Regions from separate parts of the Homo sapiens genome. Here region 1 is linked to region 2. Evidence: chromatin contacts called from ENCODE Hi-C data. All regions are on one chromosome and are shown on one strand. The core of a region is the stretch at or near the end of the contact, and the rest is flanking DNA. Distances in the headings are between cores, read along the strand shown.

Region 1 (3,106 bases), core at 291-2,790, 1.1 Mb after region 2:
TTAATCATATTAAGCTATATTTGTCATCATTACTGCTTCTTTATTTAAAAAAAAAAAGGAAATAAAGCAAGCAATACATAGCATTCAATTCCCTTGATAAGTTAAAATCATTTCCCCCTTCTATCCCCAAATGAACTTTATTCTATTCCATTTAGCCAAAGGTACACAGCCAACACATCTTTGTGTTATACTGTGGCAAATCAGGGTTTAGATACCAATGCAACTATTATCAATGGCTCAGAACCAAACATTGTTAACAAAACACACTGAGTGGATCCTCCCTCTGCGTGTGTGTCTACATGTGCCCATTCATAACATGACCCTCCTACACACACAGAAACTCAATTTCTACTGAATTACAAAACATCTTCACATTATTAGAAGTGTATAATAAAACTGTCCTCTTTAATGTTCAAAGAAAGAATAATTTCTAAAGCGATGAGAGAGAAGAGTTAATACCAGGATTGCTGCTACCCATCAACTTTAATTCAAAGCAAAGTACAACTCAATGTCATTTTTACCTCTACTGTAGCCTCGACGGATACAAAATTAACTTCGCTGTAGAATAAAGTATCCTGGCATCCCAATGGATTATTTACTTCTCCGATTTGACAGAACATATACGTGAGTCTTTTGTCCCTCCCACAGCATCCCAGGGTGTCAACATCATCTCTGCCACAGCAAATGACGAGCAAATCCCTCAGATCATTACTTCAGCACCCTAAGTACAAGAAAGTCGCGGCCTTCACTGTCGTTACAACACAGCAAACAGATTCAGTAGTCCCATGTTCCTTTCCATGATAGTTGGGGAGGCGGGGTGGGAAATAAGCGCTCAGATTTCCTAGGAATCCTTCGTGTTCGGTGCTGGTACCAGAAGTGGCATGGGTACAAGTGATATGTGGGTCACCCACAGAGAGAGACGCAGAACGAAGCTTCGTGACCCTCCAAGTTCAGTGAAGACACCCAAAGCCTGGGGCAAAACGAGGCGGCAGCCTTCGGGGAAATCGGGCAGAACCAGAACGATCTCCGAGATGGAGAGTGACGGGGTCTGGCACGAGCCCCGGGCTTGCAGCGAACTGAAAGTCCCCGGTACCCCTCCCCTCCTCAGCAGGCTCGGTCACTCGGCGAGGGGTGCGGCCGGAGGAGGGGGTCGAGACTGGGGGAGGGCGGCGCCCTGGGGGGTCGGGGGGTGTGTCCTACCTGGGCCGTGGCGGACGCAGGGGTTTCTGGAGGAGGGCTCTGGTCCAGCTCAGGACCGGGACCGGCGGGGGTTAACCCTCGGCAGGCGGGACCGCCACTGCCTGCCCATCCCCCACCGCCGACTGCGGCGGGACCCGAGCGCGGCTTCCAGGGCCGGCCGGCTGGGTAGTCCCCTGGGGTACCGTCCGCGTTTACTGGCGGCGGCGGCGGCGGCTGCTGCTGCTGTTACTGCTGCTGCCGGCTCCCCCAAGCCGCTGCTCTTGTGCCAGCACCTGCTCCCCCTCCTGCCGCCGCCGCCGCCTCGTCCCCACCGCTCCCATCGCCGCTGCGGCGACTACTGCAGAGCCCGCTGACCCGACCCGACGTTATTCTCCCCCCTCGTAACCCGACACAGCCTAGCCCACCTGCCCTGCCAGCGCGCACGCCCACCTCTCCGCTACAGGTGCTGATTGGAGAGTGCGTTCCGAACTCGCAGCGTCGGTTGGCTAGTCCCATTGCCTATCACGAAGGGGGCGGAGAGTCGGGCAGAAACCGTCTCCGCCCCCCACCGGAGAATTGCCGCTATCTTCAGGTTTGCCTGAGAGGGCGAGTTACCGGGAAAGGAGCATCACAATGGCAGCGCGCATGCGCCTAGGAATTCTGGGCCTCGTAGTTCCAGCCATAGCCGCAACTCCCCGCCTGTCCCGAGGAGAGAAGTAGGGCTTCCGAGACAAGTAGTTTGCGCACATAGGTGTTCTCCTAGCGTGACAGTTAAATTGGTTATAGAGGGATGGTTGGGACCCCATGGTTGGGCTTTTCGGAATAAAATCGGAAATGCTTTGTCACGATACGAAATTACACACTGAGGCAGTCGCGATGAAGGGCCCAAATCGTGAGGCCCTGCAAGCCTTAAGGATCCATCCTCTTCCTCAGCATCAGCGCTGACAGCATCCCGCAAATTGGCGCCGTCCCCAGAACCGCCTAACGTGAAGCTAATCATCTTTGGGGGACTGGGGAAGGGCCTTAGGTGTGACGAGGAAAGGAGATGGGCACTTCCATAAACGAATGTCAACTTGGAGACCGGAGTGTCCTTACGGTTTCACAACCCAAGAACAAGATTTCATTCCCTTTGTGAAACACCACCAGCTAAAGACTCAATGGCCAGCCCCGGTGCACACCAGTATGCGATGCTGAGCAAGTGTATGCGGGAGGTGCTCAAAGACTTTCAAAGAAAAGCGAGGAGGGCGGAGCAAGGACGCTGTGCAGGATGCGTTTCTATTTAGTGTTGTGTCAGTCGCTTTGGCGAAGGAAAACCTTAAGATTAAGCACCTCTCCCATCTTTGCCCACCAGTGTACAGTAGAGAAAACACATGAAAAACGCTAAACAGCTTTCCTAAGGCTATAAACTAATCAGTGGCAAAACCAAAACTCAGGTCTCTCATACGCCCCACATCTAATGTCCTTTCTACTTAAGAATCACAATGATCCCCAGGGTTCTGCCATGAATGGAAAGAATGTAATGAATTATGAACTTCATTTTTACTTTAAATCCTTTTCTTCACTCAAGTGACATTGTCATTAAAGCTGATTAAGAATATAGAAAGGTAAATGACTAATCCTATATTCAATCTTGGAACTGTTCCTATAGAATCTGTTTCTTCTTGCTCAGGAAGTGCCACAGCCTCTTGCCATTCTTTTTAAAAACAGCAGGCATCTCTACTCTCTGTCATGTCCAGATCCTTGGATTGAAAGCAGGACAAAATGTACATTAAAGGCAAGTGATGATGCAGCTCATCTTGTTCTATGCAAACATAAAGATGTTGCCAAATTGTTTTTTATTTCTACTGATTAAAACCACACGTTACTTTTTCTATTACTATGTCTAATAGAGTACTTCATTCATTTCAGAGTATTGACCAATCACATA
Region 2 (3,168 bases), core at 36-2,535:
TGAGGGAAAGGAGATAGGGGACCCTAGGAGGTAGAGTGGGACCATGTCGTGAGGCAGTTGAAGAGTTGAGGAAAGGTTTTTCTGGGCCCTACTGCTCCCCTCTGCTGCAGGTAAGTCAGAGCAGCTTTACCACAGCTTCAGGCCACGAGAGCCCCTTCACCCGCCCTGCTGCGCCATAGGCAGAGGCTTATAAAGAAATGGGTTCTGGGCCAGGTGTGGTGGCTCAAGCCTGTAATCCCAGCACTTTGGGAGGCCGAGGCGGGTGGATCACCTGAGGTTAGGAGTTCGAGATCAGCCTGGCCAACATGGTGAAACCCTGTCTACTAAAAATAAAAAAATTAGCTGGGCGTGGTGGTGGGCGCCTGTAATCCCAGCTACTCGGGAGGTTTAGGCAGGAGAATCGCTTGAACCCTGGAGGTGGAGGTGGAGGTTGCAGTGAGCCGAGATCGCGCCATTGCACTCCAACCTAGGTGACAAAGCTACACGCCATCTCAAAAAAAAAAAAGAAAAAGGGTTACAAAAGGTTCCCAGCTCCGGGGCATCAGCCTGAGTGCGCTTGAGCTGCTCCAAACCTGGCCCTTCCCCACTCCTCTAGCATCGCCACCCGCATGGCCCTGGAACTCCCGCGGCGGCGGGGGCGGGCCCGTGCCTGCTGTGCCCCGACTTCCCACACCAGCCGCGCCCACCGCAGGTGGGACTCAGGTTCGCCCTCTGGGCCAGGTCCTTCACGAGGAGGGAGCTACCCTTCGCCAGAAGTTTGTGAGAATGTGGCCGCCCTTTTCCTGCCCTCTGCCCCATGTGGGTGGGGGGCCTCGTGGCCCGGCCGGCGCCCCGTCCCCTTCTGCATGTCTGAGGCCACCGGCAACCGCCGCCCCACTCCAGATTTGCCCCCGCCTTGTTTTGAAAGCCCCTTATTTATAACTTTTATACTTTGTGCAGGTCGCGGCGCTTCCTGCCTCATCCTCGGCTGCATGGGGCGGGGGCGCTGTTTTTAACGTGCCCGTTTGTACTGATGTATGAACTTGTCAATAAACACAATTGTTTGTTAACCCTGGGATGCCGGCCAGTGGGGCAGGCCGAAGCGGGCGCTGCCAGTCGCTCCACCGCTTCGGTGGCAGAACCCGGTGTGTGTCCAGGGGCAGGACGGGGCGGGGTGCTGGGGGTGTGGCCTGCGGCGGGTGCCTCTGGAAGGGCGGGGCGAGGGTCTGGGGGTGTGGCCTGCGGCGGGGACTCTGGGGAGGGCGGGGCGAGTGCTTGGGGTGTGGCCTGCGGCGGGGCGTCGGGGAAAGGCGGGGTCTCGGCCGGCGCTGACGCAGCCATGGCGGAGGCGGCTTTGGAAGCCGTGCGGAGCGAGTTACGAGAATTCCCGGCCGCTGCAAGGGGTGAGTGGCTCTCCCACAGGCTGCGGCGATTTCCGAACACGGGAGGGGCCCTGGGATGCCGCTGACACCGGGGGCTCGGAACCTCGTGTGTGCGACTGCCCTGAGGCCCCGCTCGGGTTGCTCTTCTGTGGCAACCTGCTTCCCTTCTCCCGTGTTCGCGCGCTCCCGCGGCTTCCTGGGTGATTCTGTTCACGTTGTTCCCAAGGCCCGGTGCCGTCTTGACCGTGGTCGCGGCGAAGCCCTGTGTTTCCTACAGTCTTGAGCAGCTTGCTGTTACCCTTGTTGAAAGCTCATCGAAGGCACACAGCTGGTGGTCGGATTCCTCCCCCACGCGCCCCACCTCCGACCTCAACTCCCTTGTCGCACTTTGGGAGGATTGCAGGCTGACCAAATGGTCCCTGGCTCTTCCCCTGCTTGGTTTTTATTCCTTTTCTTTCTTTCTCTCTTCCCTCCTTCCTTCTTTTTTCTATTTTTAAATGATTTCTTACCACTGAACAGCAACACAGGCTCATGTGTATGTGATGGGTATGTAATATACAGTGGTACGCAATGTAAATGAAGCAAGGTTTCCTCCCAGCCCCAGTTTGCATTCTTACAGAAAGATTGTTTATATCCGTGCACACACGACTTTTTACCCTTTTTTTGTACAAATAGTAGCCTGCTAAACACACTCTTCTGCACCGTGTATCTTGGAGATCATTTCACATTCCTCTACCTCAGTCTTTTTCACGTCTGTGTGCTAGTGCTGTATTCACTTAGTCATTTAGGTCATGTCCAATCCGTTGTTTTCAATAATGCTGCAACGAATACTTTGAGGATTGATTTAACAAATACTTATTCAGCATCTCTGTGTGCCAGGCTCTGTTCAGTGTGTTTGAGATACATCACTGAACAAAACAAATCTGTCTTTTACAGTCTATGTCCTGTTACATTCTAAGTGAGAACGTGGACAATCAACCACAGGTGTACTGAATGAGTACATTGTAGAGTAGAAGAAGTAGGTTAGAAGGTAAGTGCAGGCAAAGCCCTCTTTGGGAGTATGCCTGATGTGTTTAGGAAACAGTGAAGAAGCCAGTCTGCAGGAGCAGCGTCTTCTGCGCATGTGTGAGTATGTTTGTTGGTTAAATACTTTATATTTTTTGAGACAGGGTCTTACTCTGTCACACAGGCTGGAGTGCAGTGGCACGATCATAGCTCGCTGCACCTCGACCTCCCAGGTTCAAGAGATCCTCCTGCTTCAGCACCTGGGAGTAGCTGAGACTACAGGCATGCGCCACCACGCCTGGCTAATTTTTTTGAATTTTAGTAGAGACAAGGCTGGTCTCAGATTCCTCAAACAATCCTTCCACCTCAGCATTCCAAAGTTTTGGAACGCCATGGAACACATAAGCCACTGCTCCCGGCCTTGTTAAATTCTTAGCAGAGTTATGGGGTCAAAGCAATTGTTTGGATCCCTTTTGAAATTTTCTCACTTGGAAGCCCCAGGAGAGGAAAGCAGCCATTCTCTAAAGGAAATGGTGAGCAAGTAAAACAAATCCCTAATTGCAGAAGTCCAAAGGGTGAAAAAATGGCAGTTTCCATGTATTTTCAGAATCCCAGGCTGTGTGCAGTACTCACGCCTGTAATCCTAGCACTTCAGGAGACCAAGGTGGGAGGCATCTCTTGAGGCCAGGAGTTCAAGACCAGCGTGGGCAACATAGTGAGACACCATCGTGTGGTGGCATGTGCCTGTAGTCCCACCTCCTGAGGCAAGAGGATTGTTTGAGTCCAGCAGTTTTGATGACAG

What was found. Hi-C counts contacts between places; a loop is a spot of excess contacts on that map. Pooled maps may share reads with other maps.
Region 1: a pooled map shows a loop between it and region 2 (16-fold over the local background). The contact joins the promoter of TTBK2 here to the promoter of JMJD7-PLA2G4B in region 2. A Hi-C loop is called at or near these places in 6 of 50 pooled maps.

What each region holds. Positions count from the first base shown.
Region 1 is chr15:42,919,238-42,922,343 of GRCh38, forward strand. TTBK2 (tau tubulin kinase 2) reads right to left here and starts at 1,541. Exons shown (of 15, transcript NM_173500.4): 1 at 1,201-1,541. RefSeq lists enhancers at 859-1,359, 1,360-1,860, 2,063-2,162 and a silencer at 1,133-1,542.
Region 2 is chr15:41,826,807-41,829,974 of GRCh38, forward strand. It overlaps JMJD7-PLA2G4B (JMJD7-PLA2G4B readthrough), which reads left to right and starts at 1,286. Exons shown (of 25, transcript NM_005090.4): 1 at 1,286-1,382. The coding sequence starts at 1,319. MAPKBP1 (mitogen-activated protein kinase binding protein 1) reads left to right here. Exons shown (of 31, transcript NM_014994.3): 31 at 1-1,049. JMJD7 (jumonji domain containing 7) reads left to right here and starts at 1,286. Exons shown (of 8, transcript NM_001114632.2): 1 at 1,286-1,382. The coding sequence starts at 1,319. RefSeq lists enhancers at 884-1,113, 1,145-1,439 and a silencer at 1,174-1,263.